Linked DNA regions of Homo sapiens: regions 1 and 3 are each linked to region 2. Evidence: chromatin loops called from intact Hi-C (ENCODE). Cell type or tissue: ovary. All regions are shown on one strand. Each heading gives the region's core, and the rest is flanking DNA. Links, peaks and the distances in the headings are about the cores only.

Region 1 (6,671 bases), core at 1,672-6,671, 450 kb before region 2:
CTGATCTGTAGGAGTTCTTTACATATGAATTCTGAAGGCTACCCCTTTCCCATTTGGATGGCAAGTATCTTTTCCCAGGCTGCGTGTGAGATTTTTGCTTTATGTTATGTGCCGTTTGTTGAACAGGAGTTTCTAACTTTTATGTGGTCAAAGAGAACAGCAAAAAACTGTTCTGAGGCTCATGTAAGCACCAGACTTATGACACCCTTTGTATCTCTCTGTCTGTTTTCTGGGGATTTTTGTTTTTTAGAGAAAGGGTCTCGCTCTGTTGCCCAGGCTAGAGTGAAGTGGCACGATCATGACTCACTCTAACCTTAAAATCCTGGGCTCAAGTGATCCTCTCACCTCAGCCTCCTAAGTAGCTGGGACTACAGGTGCATATACCACCGTATCCAGCTAATTTAAGAAGATTCTTAGAGACAAGCCTTCACAATGTTGCCCAGGCTGGTTTCAAACTCCTGGCCTCAAGCGATCCTCCCGCCTCAGCCTCCCAAACTGCTGGGACTACAAGTGTGAGCCACTGTGCCCCGTCCTACTTGGCTTTTCACATCTGCAAACAGCTTCTCCTTTCACAATCTCCTCTGAGTCCCACAAGGCCCTGGGAGGTGGCAGGAACAGAGATGATCGTTCTTACTTCACAGATGAGAAGGCAGAGACCCTGTCACAACATCCCACTGTTCTGCCTCCTGGCACCCACTCTTTCCTCTTCCAGTAGCTGGCCCCTGCCTTTTCTCTTGAGAAACCTCATTCCTCACAATCTGTGTCCCTGCGGTTTGGATGGGGTTGACACCAGAGAGGGTACAGGGCCTAAGCCTGGCCAACCAGAGCATTTGATTTCCCAGGCCACAAGGATGGCATGAGGCCTGAGCTGGGCCAGTGAGAGCTCTGTCCTATCTAGGACTTGGTTAGAATGACTGAGAAAGAGGCCATTTCTACTGGTAAATTCTACTTGAAGATGAAGCCAGTGTAGCGGAAAGCAGATCCGAAGATAGAGACCTACTCCTGGCAATGTTGGAGGCTGGATCCAGCCATGCCTGAGGCCTTCTACTCCTCAGGCCAGCTCAAGGTCTGGTTCTGGATCTTCGGTAACAGAGTCCTGACTAATACTGACCTAGTTATTGCGGGAAATGAAAGAGCCAAGGCCCTTGATCTTGAACCATCATTACAAGCATGAAGAAGTACAGAAGCATAAGGGCCTCCCAATGCCATATTTATCTTTAGGTCTCAGTTTCCAAATCTGTGAAGTAGGGATAGCCACCCTGTCTCTTCCACCTCAGCTAACTCTGGCTTCTTCAGTACCTCCTGGGCCTCTTGGGTGAAGAAGGGCACCCTGACCCTCCTGTTCTGACCCTAAGGACCTTCTGAATGGGAGGCCAGGAAACAGTAGACATGATAGAAATAATCAGCATAAAGGAAAACTAACATCAGCTTGAATCTGCCCTAGAGAAAACTGGATGTGGTAGAGACCATGGCAAAAAAGAGAGAACAGAGAGGAAGGAAAGGGAAAAATCGGACCCTATCAGCAGCTATAACTGGAAATTAGACCTGGAAAAAAAAATGAGTTCAATCTTTGGTGCAAAATTTACACATTAAAGGATAAACTCTGCTAAGAATAATTTCCATAACAATAAAAAGCTGGAGAAAATCCTAAACATCTAGTGGAACCATATGGAGATTTGCTTCAGGAATTAAATGGATTTCAGGGCATTCCCCTCTGGAAAATACTTTCTAGACAAAACGTCATCGATACTGATGTGTTTCTGACAACATTTCTCAGCATCCTTGGGGTCGAAGCCTCCTGTGCCCAGCCAGAGCCCCTAGCCCTGCAGGCTGCCTCCTGTTTCAGCGAGAACAGGTGAGGGGTGCCAAGGAAAGGGGCCCAGAGCAGGCGCAGGGTGGCTGGCTCAGGGCCCCACCCACTGCCCCAGGCCACTCACCGTGGTGATGAATCTGTACAGCGGCTGCCGTCTCTCTGTGTACTTGACCGTGATGGGGCTGAGGTCGTAGCGGAACCAGATTGCAGGGATGATGCGGCCCGTGTGGCTGTAGGCGACGTATTCCTGGGGTAGAGGATATAAGAATCAGAAGTACAAACTGTGTCTCAGGGGGGGCGGGGACTGGATTGCAGAGGGCCCCCCAGCAACCCTCCAGAAAGGGCTTTCCTCCCTCTCTGCCCCACGAAGCCAGACTCCCCCACTCCCTCTCTCACATCCCTTCCCCTGGAGGCCCTGAACTCTGCCGTGCACAGCTGGGCATTTTTGATACCCTTGGTTGTTTAGAAATTGACCAAGTGAGCTGCAAGCAGCACCAGAATCAGAAAATAAATTAGAAAGCAGAGCTGTAAAAGGAAAAGTGCAATTTTTGGCTATTGCCTCCTTCAACCTCTGGGCCACGCGAAATCCATTCATTTATTCAACAATGGTTTGCTGAACGCCTCCACTGTGGTGGCCCATGGCTGGCTGCTGGGGACCCCGAGGTGAGCAAGTCCTGCCCTTTACCCAGAGGGAGTCGCAGTCTGCAGAAGGAGGAAGACATAAGAATATCCCTAACACTGTGACATCATGCATGTGGGATGGAGGAACATGGAGAGTTGAGGGGAATGAATGAATGACCCATTCTCCCGGGCGGCATCTGGGAGACTGGGGAGGGGACATTCTGAGCCACACATGATGAATAAGCAGGAGTCCCAGTGTGTGTGTGTGTGTGATGGGTGTAAATGCCACGTGGGGAGTGGGCTAGCTTCTTCAGAGGAATAGACTGAACTGCAAAGCCAGAAGGCCCCGCCCTGCCACCAACCTTCCTGAGAATGCACACAGCAGGGACTAAGGATACTACGAGGCTGAGCTAACAGTGCATCCTTGGGCCAGCCCCTCCCTCCCTCAGGGACTTGGCTTCCCCATCTAAACACGGATGGGCCTGGGATGATGATCCCTGGGATCTCTCCAGTTTGGGCACTTCAAGGTGCTAAAGTCTGCAACAACTGGAGGCCAAATTGAACCACTGGGGTACCCCCAACCCCACATGCTGAGCCTGAGGAGCCCAGGCCACTCCGGGGGTAAGTAACACTGAGCCCTGACCTCCCGCTGGGTCGCTGCTGCCTGCTCCCAGGGCAGAGTGCGGCTGCAGCCATAGAGAAGCTAAGCAAGCTGTATTTGGCTGCTGGGCCTTGCCAAAGCATTGGGAAAAGGAGCTTTGTGCAAGGGAAGACCAGCTTTCTCCAGGAGAGCTGCTGGGGCAGGATGACTGTCTGGGTCACAACCCAGAGCTGAGGGACAGAGAAAAAGAGTGAAAAATAGCAGCAGTCAGTATCACTTACCTAAAGGCTTTTTTTTTTTGGTGGGCTAGGCATTTTTGAAAACATTGCCTCATGTGACAGCACTCTTATAAAGTATCATCTCCATTTTATGAATGAGTAAACTGAGGCACACAGTGGCTATGTGACATGTCCGGGGTCAATAGCTAGTGAATGACTGAGCTGGAATTTGAACTGCAGCGTGGTCCTGAGCTTGCATCTGTGCTTTTCCATCTGTTAGCTGCTATGAGCATGTGAGGGTTACAATGAGATGCCCCCTGTGAAACAGTGAATAAAAGAAACAGGGGCTCCCGGGAACATCAATTTAGGGTGAGTCAGAACAGAGGGACTAAGTCATTGGACAGAGAGCAGCTCGCAGGTGGGCAGACTCACAGCCCCTTCCTCAGACCGAGGCGTGAGGTGATCAAGAAGCCAGGCTCTGGAGCCCAAGGAAAACCTGTTCTAATCCCCACTCAGCCACTTTATAGCTCTACAACCACCTCTCAGTGCCTCAATGGTCAAATCAACAAAATGGGCTCAATAACAGTCTCAACATCAGAGCTGTCATGATGATTGAGAAGACGGAAGAAGAGAGCTTAGCATGTCTAGCCCCCAGGAAGTACTCAATGAGTGACAGCTATGCCTCCTACTGTTGTTATAATTAACTGAGCTAAACAGGTATCACTTATAAGGGGTTTGGGCAGCCTTGGAACAGAAGAAAAAGGACAGTCCTGGTGGTAAGTGGGAAAAACCCATCCGCCAGGGTCTAGCAGGGGCATTTCAACCAACAGGTTTCAAGTATTCATGTCCCATTGGTGGGATACCCCCAGGGAAGCCCAAGGCTGTCTTGTCTTGAGACCACTAATTGCTGGGTCATCCCACTCTGCAGACTCTGACCATGCTCTGCTGCCCACTAAGGCCTGGCGTCTTCTCCATGACTTTGAGTGTTGGGGTCCTGGGGACACCCCTGTCAATCAACAGCAAATTAATCAACAGCCATCTTGGTGTGACTCAGTAGCCTCATGAGTTTGGGTAAAGTGCCTGTGCCCTGAGAGCAGGAGTGTCTGTCTGTGTTGAGCACCCAGGGGTCTGTGTCTGAAGGACTCGGACCAGATGCAGGGCTGTTTGAGACCTGCAACCCCAGGACCTTTGTAGGACAGAGACTACCTGCTCTTTGTCAAACGCATCACACCCTATCTCCTGGTTAGATCTGTTCTCCTTGACTCTGAGACTGCCACATGGCAGGGACTGGGCTTTTCAATTTTACCCAGGGACAGCGCCTGGCCCAAGCTAACCCCCAGGAAAGGCCTCCAGAAAGGAATCAGAAGAAAGTGCGTCGGTGCAGCCGCCTGTCATCTCTGCTCTCCGTCAGCAGAGGGCGCCGCCGCACACAGCTCGGCCCAGCCACCGCCCGCGCACCTTGTTGGCCACCGTGTACTGGTAGGAGTACCGCTGCTTGCCACTCTTGTCCTCATAAACCGTGGGCACAATCTTCAGGATGTAGTCGTGGGAGGCCAGGGCTGCGGGAAGGACACAGCAGAATGAAGCAGGGGGACGGGCACTGCCCGCTGACAGCTCTATGTCATTTCAATCCTAAGCCTAAATTCCCTGGGCACGGCAGGGGGCTCATTCCCCAGTTTTACCACCAACCAACTGCTCTTCATCTTCTCCCCTTGGATACCGGGAATTGGGAGACTCTATCCATCAGGATCTTTCCTCCTGCACTGTGCACATCATTAAAATTCTGGAAACAACCCAAATGTCCATCAATAGAGCAACCATGAAAGAGTGAGTGTTGGCCAGGCGTGGTGGCTCACGCCTGTAATCCCAGCACTTTGGGAGGCCGAGGTGGGTGGATCATCTGCAGTCAGGAGTTCGAGACCAGCCTGCCCAAGATGGTGAAACCCCGTCTCTACTAAAAATTCAAAAATTAGCCAGGCGTGGTGGCAGGTGCCTGTAATCCCAGCTACTCAGGAGGCTGAGGCAGGAGAATCGCTTGAACCTGGGAGGCGGAGGTTGCAGTGAGCTAAGGTCATGCCACTGCACTCCAGCCTGGGCGATAGAGCAAGACTCTGTCTCAAAAAAAAAAAAAAAAAAAGTGTGGGTGCTAGGAGCAGCTATTCTCCAACAGGGAAAAGAACCAAGTCATGGGACAGGATACACATGTGTCCATGGATTGGGGGAGGAGGAGACACTCTGTATCCATGTAAATATATAGGAGAATTATCTGGAAAGATGCCCAAGGAACCACGGGCAGCTTTAGCTTCTGGGGAGGAAGGCAGGATTTGAGAAAGATCCCATTTCATTGTACATCCTCTGACATTGTCTGAATAGTTTTACTTTTAAAACAAACTAGGTTTCAGTATTAAAAAGAAAAGAGCCTATCAACCAGAAAAACTGCACCAATGAAGCACTGATGAACTGAGAATGGGGAAAGAAATCAACGGCAGATCAGTTCTTCCTGGATGGGGGAGCTGCTGAAGGCAGGGATGGAGCCTTACTCAACTCTGTGTCCCCAGAGCCCCGTGCAGGGCCTGGTACCAAGTGGACCGTGGCAAATGCTTACTGAATGAATGAACGGATGGAAGGATGATTGGACAGGGGCATGAATGAAAGCACAGATGAATCAGCTGCTGATAAGCGTGAGGTAACTGGAATCCAATGCTGGGCTGATAGAATGCTGGCCCAGAGCTGCCAAATATCACTCAGGAAAGGTATGAACTCTCCTGGGCCTTCTGGGATGCTTACAGGAAGCTCATGGGCCTTCCACAATCTCGGGTCACGGACTACAGAGCTAAAATAACACAGAAATTTAGGCCTGTGGGTTCTAAGCCTGGTCGCAGAGTCGAGTCAGTCCTCTTCTGTAAGAAGGCTGGGAATGCAGACAGCATTCACTGCCCTGACACTCCCTCCCTGCCCCTTCCTGCCAAAGCCATATCTCAGTAAGCAAAGGAAGTGCTTCTTGAATTGTTTTGAGTAGGTTCCTCTGAAAACCCGAGAAAAGTCCTGCAGCCGCAGAGCCCAGTCCATGAAGACTCCAACATCCCTCTGTTCAACCCTGTAATGGTTCTCAGATGTCAGAAGCAGTCGAATCATTTGGAATAAAAAGACACCTGGACCTCTTTCCAGGAGCATCCCGCCAAATGGGTCAAGGGTGGAGCTCAGAATTTGCATTTTTAAAACAAGAGCCCAAGACCACGCTTGATAGTGGTGTCCAAACGCCCATTGCCCTAGGTTAAAAACTTGAAGGAATGAAAAAGTGAATGCCTTATCAAAATCACCCCTGTAATATTTCTTGTTAAAATTTGTACAAGGCCGGATGTGGTGGCTCACGCCTGTAATCCCAGCACTTAGGGAGGCCGAGGTGGGAGGATCACTT
Region 2 (5,000 bases), core at 1-5,000:
CTGAGGCCACTCAGACAGAGAAGAAATCAGCCTCATCAGCAGGAAGATACCCATCAGTTTTCCCATCTTGCTGTTATGTCTAAACTGATCTCTGGCAGATTATATAAGAAACTTAGAGGGCAGAGACTGTGACTTTTACATGCACAGGGTCTGAGTGCAGTCCTCCAGCTAGGTATTTAACAAGCACTTGCTGGTCGTGCAAACCAATGATGATGATGATGATGATGATGATGATCAGTCTGACAATCATGGAACAGCTGGAGATTGTGAAAATACAGAAAGCTAAGGTGGGGCCCTAACCTTGAACAGTTTATAATCGAAACAGACAAGCCACACAGAATGCTGATGATAATAGCACACACAGACAAAGGGCACAGGCTCCGGAGTCAGACAGGCTTTCATTTCAAACTCCAGCTCCACTGCTTGCTGCTGTGTGACCTGGAAAAATCCTCAACCTCTCTGTGCCTCTTTGTTCTCACCTACAGATGAAGATAGTCACTGTTACCTCAAAGGGCTATAAAAGCGTGGCTCAGCACACAGTAAGTCCTCCACAAATGATCATCAGGATTACAATTATAATCCTGATTACAACAGTTATGTTGTAAAAGAAAAACCTTACCATGTGGAGCAGCCATCCCCAACCTTTTTGGCACAAGGGACTGGTTTTGTGGAAGACAAAATACACGGTCCAAAACCATGGACAGGGCGGGGAGAGCAGGGGATGGTTTTGGGATGATTCAAGCACATTACATGTATTGTGCACTTTATTTCTATTATTATTACATTGTAATGTATAATGAAATAATTACACAACTCACCATCGTGTAGAGTAGTGGGAGCCCTGAGCTTGTTTTCCTGCAACTAGACGGTCCTATCTAGGGGTGATGGGAGACAGTGACAGATCATCAGGCATTAGATTCTTATAAGGAGCCGCAACCCAGATCCCTCACATGCGCAGCTCACAATAGGTTTTGTGCTCCTATTCAAATCTAATGTTGCCACTGCTCTGACAGGAGGCAGAGTTCAAGGGTAATGTGAGCGACGGGGAGCAACTGTAAATACAGATGAAGTTTCCCTCACTCACTTACCCACTGCTCACCTCCTGCTATGCGGCCTGGTTTCTAACAGGCCACAGACCCACACCAGTCCATGGCCCCAGGGTTGGGGCCCCCTGTTTTAGAGATACATATTATAATAGTTACAAGTAAAATTGATGAAACAAGAGTGGCCAGAAGTTGAAGACATAGCTGCAAGATCAGTACATTGGACTTCAAATTATATTATTCTCTATGTTTTTATTTGTTTTTGAAATTTTTCATCATAAAAAGTATATTAGGCCAGGTGTGGAGGCTTATGCCTGTAATCTCAGCACTTTGGGAGGCTGAGGTGGGAGGACTGCTTGAGTTCAGGAGTTTGAGACCAGCCTGAGCAATATAGCAAGACCTCGTCTCTACTAAAAAAATAAAAATAAAAATAAAATTAGCCAGGCATGGTGGTGCGCATCTGCAGTCCCAGCTACTTGGGAGGCTGGGACCGGAGGATTGCTTGAGCCTGGGAGGCAGAGACTGCAGTGAGCTTGATCACACCACAGCCCTCCAGCCTGAGTGACAGAGTGAGACTCTGTCTCACCAAAAAAATAAAGAGTATATTAGCCAGGTGCAGTGGTACACACCTGTAGTCCCAGCTACTTGGGAGGCTGAGGCAGGAGAATCACTTGAAGCCAGGAGTGCGAGGCTACAGTGTATGAGGATCATGCCTGTGATTAGCCGCTGTACTCCAGCCTGGGCAACATAGCCAGATCTCATCTTTAAAAAAAAAAAAAAAAAGCATATTTAAAAAGTTCTTCAAAGAACATGTAAGAAAGATACTCTAATTTCCCTGTTTTTCAGATGAGAATATGAGTCTCAGAGAGGTTAAGTTATTTGTCCAAAGTCACACAGCTCATGTGGCAACGGAGCCCGAATTCATACCCAGGTCAACAGGACTCTAGAACCCAGACTCTAACCATAACACCAGTCATCAGGAAAAAAATTACAAGACAACCAAAAATCGGTGCACATGTTCACTGAGAGATATATTTAGTCAAACAACTAAAAAAAGAACTGCTTTTAAAGGCCCAAACTGAAATGTAAATTGAAGGGAAACTTACTTCTTTCAATGATTCACTTGGGAGGAAAAAAGAAACTCTGCTCCTCTTTACTCATTTTCTTCAGTGCCTCTTTTTCTCTAAGGATCAGAGTTAGAGAGGGTGGTAATAAACAGTAATAGCAATACATGTGTCCTATCTTGCCACAAGGCCGGCCACTCTCCCTGCGTCTTCCAGAGGCTTCCCGCACAGGCCTGGGCACAGCATGGACGCTCCACAAAAGGCTGCCAATCTAAGACTGGTGGTGGTGGGAGGGGTGCACCCCACCATGGTTCCCTGGAGCCCCACAGTCTGGGTTCAAATCCAGTTTGCCCCTTGAGCTGTGTGACCTTGAGCAAGTCACTCTCCCGCTGGGACTCTTGCAGGGCCCTGAGCACTGTGCTGGACAAGTAGGCCTCACCGAGGAAGGGTTCCCCCCACCACCACTGCTCCTCCCTCTCGCAGAAGCAAGCCTTGCTGAGTAACACGAAGCATCAATCCAGCACCCTGTGTGAAACCATCGTAAGTTGTGAATGAGTGGAAATTGACTTACTAAGGCTGGGGCTGAATCATTCCCTGCATCTTCCGCATCTGCGGGGGCTCCCGGCGCAGAAGGCAGATGAATGGGCAGGGCGTGTGTCCCTGACAGCAGCAGCTCCAGCGTCTTCAGGTGCCACACTGCCTCCAGACGGCTTCCCTTTCACGGGGAGTGCATGGCGGGAGCTCACCTGTGTGCCTGGGGCATGTTCTTTGGAAGGCGGGGTCCCCAGCAGGGTGTTGGGAATGGAGGCAGTGGTCCCAGCCATGGGCAGCTCAGAAAGATCAGCTGTCTGTCCCCTCATTTCACACGAGGAAGCAACTGATTGAGAAACAAATTAGAATCTGAAGGGTTTGCCATTCATCCAGGACTCCCTCTGTCTGTCTGTCTGTCTGTGTGCCTGAGGATCGTTTGAAGGGCGGTGACAAAGCCCTCTGGTGGCGAGTCAGCCCGCTTCTCAGGGACGTCCACTGAGCACACGAGGAATAAGAAGGCAGTGAGTGCCCCCATCTGGCAGGAGTCAAGAATGTAGGACTCCTGATAAAAGATCCTAGAGGAATGACAATAGCCCCAAGGTGACATCATAGCAGGTTTAATGAGCACCTACTGTGTGCCAGGCTCATTTCATATGCTATCTCATTTAATCCTCACAATCACCCCCACGAAGCCCCATTTTACAGAAAAGAAAACTGAGGCTCCAAGGGGTTTACTGCTCTGGCCAAGGTCACTCAGTTATTCCATAGCACAACCACAATCAAACTCCGGGTCCAGGCTTTATTTGCCAGAGGGAGAAGGAGAGACGAAAAGAATGAAAATAACATTTATTGAGCATCATCTGTGTCCCACTTCTATGGACTGAATGGTGACCCCCCAAAATTCATGTTGAATCCCTAACACCCAATGTGATGGTACTTGGAGATGGGCCTTTGGAAGGTAATGAGGGTTAGACGACATCATGAGGGCAAGGAATTAACACCCTTGTGATGGAATTAACACCCTTATAAGAAAAGATACCAGAGAGCTCCCTCTCATTCTCCATCTTGTGAGGACACAGTAAGAAGGTGGCTGTCTGCACGTCAGGAAGAGAGTCCTCACCAGGATCTGAATTGGCCAGCACCTCCAACTTGAATTTCTAGCCTCCAGAACTTTGAGAAATAAATGTCTGTTGTTCCAGTCATGCAGTCTATGGTATTTTGTTACGGCAGCCTGAGCTGATAAGACAGCAGATAGCATGGCCCTCATGATAAGAGCAGCCCACACTTACTGAGTGCTTACTGTGTGCCACGCATGCAGTGTCTGAGGGCATTACCCAAACCACTGGTTTTCATTAATCCTCACAATAACCCTGCAAAGTAAGTACAATACATATCCTGATTTAGAAATGAGACACAGGGAAGATAAGTAACCCACTCCTGATAAAAGATCCTAGAGGAATGACAATAGCCCCAAGGTGACATCATAGCAGGTTTAATGAGCACCTACTGTGTGCCAGGCTCATTTCATATGCTATCTCATTTAATCCTCACAATCACCCCCACGAAGCCCCATTTTACAGAAAAGAAAACTGAGGCTCCAAGGGGTTTACTGCTCTGGCCAAGGTCACTCAGTTATTCCATAGCACAACACAGAAGCCAGAGCCTGTGTATGTAAGGGGCAGATCCGGCAGACAGAAATTACTGGCAATGCTAAGTGTGATCATGTGGTGTGCCAGTTCAGGTCCTCCAGGAAGTGGATGCCAAGATAGGATTCAATGTGCAAGAGAAAGAGATGTATTGGTGGAAACACCTGTGTAGGACAGAGAGGGAGCAGAAGGCAGCAGGGAGAGTTTGGGTGCTGTGCACATTTAACACCTAGGAAAGGAGAGCAAGAGGGAAGGACTGGGGAGGAAGAGCGCCAGACAGCAGCAGAATTCCGGGAATGTCTTGGCCAGGCTGATAGGGAGTTCCCAAGTCAAGGCGCTGATAGAGGAATCCCACATAGGGCAGGAATGGCCTGGTTCTAGTATTCCCACTGTGTTCAGTTGTGGCTGTGTCAAGTGTGACAGCAGAGTAGACCACTGGTGGGTTAAAAGTTACGGCCACTGAACTGTCCATCAAATGTGCTTCCCACAGTGGGTCCTCTTGAAGGGAGAGCTGAACAGAGCACCTTGGTGGCTGTCATGCTTGGTGTAGGTGGCATCCACCAGACCGCCCGGCCACTCCATTGTACCCTATACCTATTGTGATTGATCTCATGCATGGGACAATTCTTTGAGACCATGTGAATATTCTATACTCCAACAACCTATCTGTCTATTGGTTTTAGCATTTACTGATATGATCTTTGAACCAATTATGG
Region 3 (6,562 bases), core at 1-5,000, 460 kb before region 2:
GAGACCCACTTTAACCAGAAAAATCAGTAAAATATTACTTATTCCCCAGAGCACGCCTTTGGGTCTCAACTTCCATTCTCTCTCTGGCACTTTTAGCAGAAGGCAAGACGAGTCATACAGGAACAGGACCGCAAGAGTGTCCCAGCACCGCAGGCAGATTCTTTGTGGCCGCTGGGGGCCCACGCACTCTAAGGGCCCTCTGAAGTTACACAGCAACCCATTCAACAGAACAGGTAGCTGAGGCCCAGACAGGGTGTCCTGTTCCCTCAGGCAGTTGCCAAGATGTGTTTGTGATGAAGAACATCCTTGTGGGGCAAAGCACCTTAGGCCAGAGGTGGGTTCCATCCTTTGGCCAGTGAGGGAGCTCCCTGAATCTCACCACCTCAAGCCTATTGGGAAAACTCTCATTTTCCTGAATGCCCAAGGGAGAGAAGATAGCAGACACAACTGACCACATGGGAGGTGCACAAGACGTGTTTGTTGAATAAATAAAGGAGTGAGAGAAAGAATGAGGAGCCAATGGGTGGGTTCCAGAGTGAGGGAATGAATGACTACTCAGGAAAGGCACAGGGTTCCACACCCAAGGCAGCGGCAAAGGTGACTCGCTCAGGGGTGTCAGCCGGGGGCGTGGGGAAGGCAGTGCTGATGAAAAGGTGGGCCTGGAGGGGGAGACCCTGGATGGGGCAGGCAGCAGGTGCCCCTCTCCACTAAGTTGCTGTGCCTGGAGACCCTGCACCTGGAAAGCGATGCCATAGAGGGCCTGGGCTTTGGAGGCTGGCAGAATTGGCTTGGACTCCTCTCATCCATGTGCTCTTGTGCCACCCTAGCTCCCAGTGCCTCAGTTTTCTGGCTTTTAAAAATGGGAAGACTGGCCGGGTGCGGCGGCTCACGCCTGTAATCCCAGCACTTTGGGAGGCCGAGGTGGGTGGATCACCTGAGGTGGGGAGTTCGAGACCAGCCTGGCCAACAAGGCGAAACCCTGTCTCTACTAAAAATACAAAAATTAGCTGAGCGTGGTGGCAGGTGCCTGTAATCCTAGCTACTCAGGAGGCTGAGGCAGGAGAATTGCTTGAACTCAGAAGGTGGAGGTTGCAGTGAGCCAAGATCGTGCCACTGCACACCAGCCTGGGCAACAAGAGTGAAACTCCGTCTCAGAAAAAAAAAAAAAGGAAGACTAATCCTCACCCCCTAGGACTGTGGTGGCATTGACTGAGAGTGGCTTGGTCCCTTGCCACTGCCACGCTCTTGTATCTCCCAACCAGGCCTCAAGGCTCAGAGACAACCTAGGGTGGGATCTTCCCCGTCGGGGATGAGGGAGCAGGGTCACTGAGCCAGGGAGGGCCACCTCGGCCAGTGCATGCACCACTGCTCTGGGCAGCAGCCACAGCTCCAGAAACAAAAACAAGGACAATTCAATACCTGGGCCCCAGTGAGTCTGAGGGCAGTGCAGGAAGTGGCATTCATCAGACGTCATCCGATAATGCCCCTCTGTTCCCACCAGCAACTTCCTCCCAGGGGTCCCGTCAGCTTCTTGGCCTTCCACTGTGACTAGAATGAAGTCAGCTTGTCTACCTTTAAAAGGGGTGCGTGTGTGTTTCCCTTACATTTTCATTATGGTTCTTAATTCCTTATAATATGAGAAGGATGTGTTCCAGCCGCACTGGAGCGGGAACTAAATGCCTGTTTTTCCACCAGCACGAACGCCTTCCCAGTGCATCATTACTCCCCTCCCCATTACTCTCCCATAGCGTGCAATGGAGAAGCACCATACACACCGCCGTGGGAGGCGAGATTGTGGGCTTTGGAGTAAACACTCCTGCGGTCCAATCCCAGCTCTGTGGCCCTGGCTGGGAAAGCCAGTTTACCTCTCTGAGCCTCAGTTGCCCCATCTGTAGAATGGGGCCCACTGCAGGGACCGGGATGACACTGTCCAGCTGCCTGCTGTACCCTAAGTGCCCAGGAACTGTTCAGTCACTTTCCCCGTTCAGTCAGCACTGCTTTAAAAGCGTGTGGAGGAGGCGCCGCATGAGGAAATAAATAATGAATTGGAGTCTCATCAGGCTCCAGCAGCGGCAGACAGGCTGGAGCCGGGGATGAGAACACCAAAGTCGTGGAGGAGGCAGAGGTGGGGGGTGTAGTCGGGGAAGGGAAGTGGTTGACTGGGCCCTGGAAAGGCTGGGGGTGGGGGAGGAGAGCGTGTGGTATCAGGCCTTCCAGAGCTCCGGGGGCCTGGGGAGAGGCCTCCCGCTGACATTTTTACAATTCCTATGGGCTGCAAAATACCCATCCACCCCACCTCGCAAGAACCTCACTTTGGTTGAGCACCTATTATGTGCTGGGTCTGAGATGGCACCTTCTCCTCTTTTCTCATTCAATCCTTGCCACTGCTAGGTGACCCTCATTTCACAGACAAGGACACAGAGGGTCAGAGAGGGAATGACTTGTCCACAGTCACAGGGCTACCGAGTAAGCAAGGATCACTAGAAGCCAGGTTTGGGAGGCTGCAAAGGGCCTGCTTTTTCTGTTAGCCCACCTGCCCTCATTCCCAGCCGGAAGACTCTTCCTAGCCCCTCTCTTCATGTACAGATAGCTTCCATGCAGGGAATCTGTCTTCTCAATTCTGTTAAGGTTTACGTAGCAAATATCCTGACCTAAGGGGTCCCCGTCAGCAAAGTGTTGGAAGTCAGAAGCTCTGCAACTATAAAAACCAGCCTGGTGTGCAAAATGGAGCCCACTCGGTCTCACGTTCCTCTTCCGCCTCCGAACCTGCTCTGGGAACGCACGCGCCAGGAGGCCCCTCTCTGTACAGACCCAGTTTGGAGCAATCTGTCTCTGGAACACCTTCTTGAAGATCTAGTTCAGCTTGGAATACCACGGAAGGATCTGAACTGAAGCGTTTTGCACATTTCCAGACCTGAATCACCAAGCTCCTAATATGGGTTCTGTTCTGTCCCTCCAATAACAGAAATCTTCTTGGTTGGGGGTGGACCAAGGTGTACACCTCTCCTTCTATGTGCTCATTGTTTGACACCTATTTATTACCCACATTGATGCACTGGATCTGGAGACCAGAGATGACTAAACCTGGAGCTCGTGGAGCTTCCCTGGTGCTTGTGGTCCAGGGAAGAGAGACACCGAGGGAACCCTGAGCAGGGTAGCGGGGGCAGAGAGGAGAGAACCGAGGCGGCATATGGGAGCTGGGAAGGCTCTCCTGCCACCCCAGGGCCAAGATGGTCATTTTTCCAACTCACATCATCTTAGTGGGTAGAACCTTCTCAGTTTGAAGTTTGTCTCTTGTCAATTCTTTTTTTTATTTTTTATTATTATTATTTTTTGAGACGGAGTCTTGCTCTGTCGCCCAGGCTAGAGTGCAATGGCACGATCTCGGCTCACTGCAACCTCCTGGTTCAAGCGATTCTCCTGCCTCAGCGTCCCACGTAGTTGAGATTAAAGGTGTGCACCACCACGCCTGGCTAAGTTTTGTATTTTTAGTAGAGACGGGGTTTCACCATGTTAGGCTGGTCTCAAACTCCTGACCTTGTGATCCGCCCACCTCGGCCTCCCAAAGTGCTGGGATTACAGGCGTGAGCCACTGCGCCCGGCCTTGTCAATTCTTCTTAATGCCCCTGCCCTCTTCCCTGCCCCCAGCACTTGCTGCCTTAGTTTCTGGCAAATGTTTGCAGAAGCCTAAACAGGTGAACAAAAGGTGTTAGATATGGGCAGGAAAACTTGCAAACTATCAGCCAATCTGCCTTAGATGGACGTCGGCTTTTTTAATGGTTTGTGTGAAGCTGTGATTTCACCATGCATATTCACAATAAAACTTTGTTTCCTGCTCTAATAGTTCTTCCTGATTCTCAGGATGAAAGTCACTGTATCAAATGATCCTGATGTCTGTCCTACCAAGAGTTCTATGACTTCTGGGGGCTTTGTTGCTGCAACACCCCTGACAGCCCTTGTTTTGGAAGATAGAGGCTCCTGAGACAGTGCTGGGGGTAGGGGATGTTGCAGAGGCAGGCACTGGGGTCAGGTCCGAGCCTTGCCATTTACTGGCTGTGAGATCTTGGATGAGTTTTTTCACCTCTCTGAGCCTCAGTTTAATCCATTTATAAAACAGGAACAAAATCATCTACCTTGAGAGGTTGCTGGGGGGGCTAAAAGAGGTAACTATGTAATTACTTGGCACATAGTAGGTGCTTAATAAGGGTAGCTATATGATCACTTTTTTCCCTCATCCTGTCTGGCTAGGGAAAATATGATCACCTTTTTTTTTTTCTTTTTTGAGACAGAGCTGGAGTGCAGTGGCACGATCTTGGCTTACTGCCAAGATCTCCTGTCTCAGCCTCCAACTGCCTCAGCCTCCACAGTAGCTGGGACTACAGGCGTGCTACCTGGCTATTTTTTGTATTTTTAGTAGAGACAAAGTTTCGCCATGTTGGCCAGGCTGGTCTTGAACTCTTAGCCTCAGGAGATCTGCCCACCTTGGCCTCCCAAAGTGCTGGAATTACAGGTGTAAGCCACCGCGCCCAGCTGAAAATATGATCACTTCTTTAGGCAGCTGCCTCTTACACATTTCTGAGCACCTGTGTCCAGGTCAGGCCCTTCACTGGATGCTGGGGACACAGGTAAGTCAGACGCGGAGGTCATCATCAGGCCTGACAACCATGCAGGGCAATCTAAAGTCTGGGGGATTAGTCCCCAGGTTAGAAAGCATGAAAGAGGGCAGCAGAGAGGAACGTCTGTGGGTGAGGCTCCCTGTAGCAACTCTCCCTCATACCCAGGTTAAGCCCTGGCCAAGGGCCCTGAGCACCACTTGAGTTAAGGGAGCTGCGCAACTCTCCAAGAATGACAGGTTTTGAGTAGCACGCAATGGGAGGGTGTCATCGCCATCCGGTACTTCTTGGTGGGCAAAAACCATCCCGGTCATACTGGCCCAACTGGCACTTTGTGACTTCTGGCTGTTCCTCCAAAATAAAATAAACCATGCAAGGAAAGAGATCTGACACCTCTGAAGCCCTCCAGTCTGTCACCACAACCCACTTGAAGGCAATCTCAATCTCAAAAAGGGAGCTACAGCAAGTGGCACAGGACAAATGTGTGTGTGGGAGGGGAGCACTTTGGAGGGGATTACTTGCATGTCGTCAAACACAATCTGTTTATTCCCTTGGCGCTGGAATGTTCTAATATAGCACAGAGCATCGCTCTGAGCAAGGTGCCCCACGTGCCGAGAGAGAGAAGCTCCAAGAAGCCTGGCTAAAGACTTCCAGGAGGAAAAACTGTTGTAGGCTAGGGATAAACAAGCCCTTTTGGGACAATGAGACCCTGGAGGGGGCAACCTGGAAGCAGCCAGGTACTAAACACTTGGCAATGCATCTGGGAGGCCCCATCTGCCTCTACCCTCCCTCCCTCCAGCCCACCCACAGCTGCCTCCCAGCCCCGCAGCCGCCACATGACGACATCCCGACCTAAGCCCCTCTTCATCTGCAGCCCCTCTAAGGAGCTATTTGCAGAGGCCCCCATTTGCCGTTTAGGGGCTTTGCACGCAAGTGTTTGATTTTTAAAAAGAGAGAAAGAGAAGCCACAGCAGGTGCCTCCACTTCCATCCTGGCCCCACCCCGCCCTCCGAGGGCTCCCAGGGATCTTTGTGCCGTGTGTGTACGTGTGTGTCTGAGTGCTGGCGTCATCCCCACATCTGCTGCCCTGTGACAAGGGCCTTTGAAGCTCCACAATGACGCCATCTGCCAGGGACAGCCGGCCGGCTGGCTCCTTCAGAGCTGACCCCACGGTTACCATGGCAACCAAGGTGGTGGCACAGGGCCTTCAGAAGAACCACCAGGCTAATGATGTCAGGAGGTTCCCTGCAGCAGTGTGGCCCACAAGCCCAGGGCTTTGCCAGCCCACGCTTGAGCAGAGGTGGATGGGGCAGAAATGGAGGACAGGCTGGTGGCCAAGGACAGGAAGAGAAGGAGGAGTCATAGAGGCATTGGGTCTCTGACGAAGGAAGGGTCTTCCCCGTGGCTTCTTGGAGCCTCCTGCTCTCAGAAGGTCAGCGGCTCACTGGGGAGTTTGTCACCTGCCAAAGGGGGTGGCATGGACTTCATACGACATGTTATACTGGGCGCCTCTGCGCATAGCATTCCCTTTCCCGGGCCCTTCCTCCTCAGCTCAAGGCCCATCACAGGGTTCTATTCTTAGAGCTTCCCAAACAAAGGGGATGGCGCCCTCTTGTTTGCCTGCAGTGTCTGGCGCACATCTCCACTAGAGCCGGTCACAGCTCCCTGTGCTCACTCATCTGCCCCTCCAGCAGGGGGCTCCTTCAAGGCAGGGACTGCGTATGATTCAGCTGACCCTGGTGCCTGCTACGGGGGCCGGAACATAGTGAATTCTAGCAAATGTTAAGTGAATAAATGAAGTTGCTTCATTTCTCAGCCACTTGCCAAGTGATTTCTTTTTTCTTTTTTTTTTTGAGATGGAGTCTCACTCTATCGCCCAGACCCGAGTGCAGTGGCGTGATCTCGGCTCACTGCAACCTCTGTCTGCCAGGTTCAAGCAATTCTCCTGC

What was found. A loop is a pair of places that touch in the nucleus more often than their neighbours do. Peaks named below come from ENCODE experiments on the same cell type or tissue, not always from the same donor. Only the 100,000 strongest peaks of a DNase experiment are listed, where the experiment ranks them.
Region 1: it touches region 2 in a loop (3-fold over the local background); 63 of 110 quality-filtered maps call a loop at or near these places.
Region 3: it touches region 2 in a loop (4-fold over the local background); 46 of 110 quality-filtered maps call a loop at or near these places.

What each region holds. Positions count from the first base shown.
Region 1 is chr5:172,930,577-172,937,247 of GRCh38, reverse strand. ERGIC1 (endoplasmic reticulum-golgi intermediate compartment 1) reads right to left here. Exons shown (of 10, transcript NM_001031711.3): 8 at 4,712-4,812; 9 at 1,938-2,060. Among named protein-coding and RNA genes, the nearest start is that of MIR10523, 19 kb to the right of the region's middle. RefSeq lists an enhancer at 4,852-4,921 and a silencer at 5,869-5,938. In ovary, for the core only: a CTCF peak has its summit at 4,665 (motif pointing right); a DNase peak (open chromatin) is centred at 4,697; H3K27ac peaks cover 801 bases.
Region 2 is chr5:172,477,283-172,482,282 of GRCh38, reverse strand. It overlaps LOC105377727 (a long non-coding RNA gene), which reads right to left and starts at 3,232. Exons shown (of 2, transcript XR_941225.3): 1 at 2,679-3,232. RefSeq lists enhancers at 1,959-2,578, 2,579-3,200. In ovary, for the core only: a CTCF peak has its summit at 3,103 (motif pointing left); a DNase peak (open chromatin) is centred at 3,132.
Region 3 is chr5:172,938,967-172,945,528 of GRCh38, reverse strand. The region is part of intron 9 of ERGIC1 (endoplasmic reticulum-golgi intermediate compartment 1); the gene reads right to left. Among named protein-coding and RNA genes, the nearest start is that of RPL26L1-AS1, 17 kb to the left of the region's middle. RefSeq lists a silencer at 2,001-2,172. In ovary, for the core only: no CTCF peak of the experiment used is centred there; a DNase peak (open chromatin) is centred at 2,095.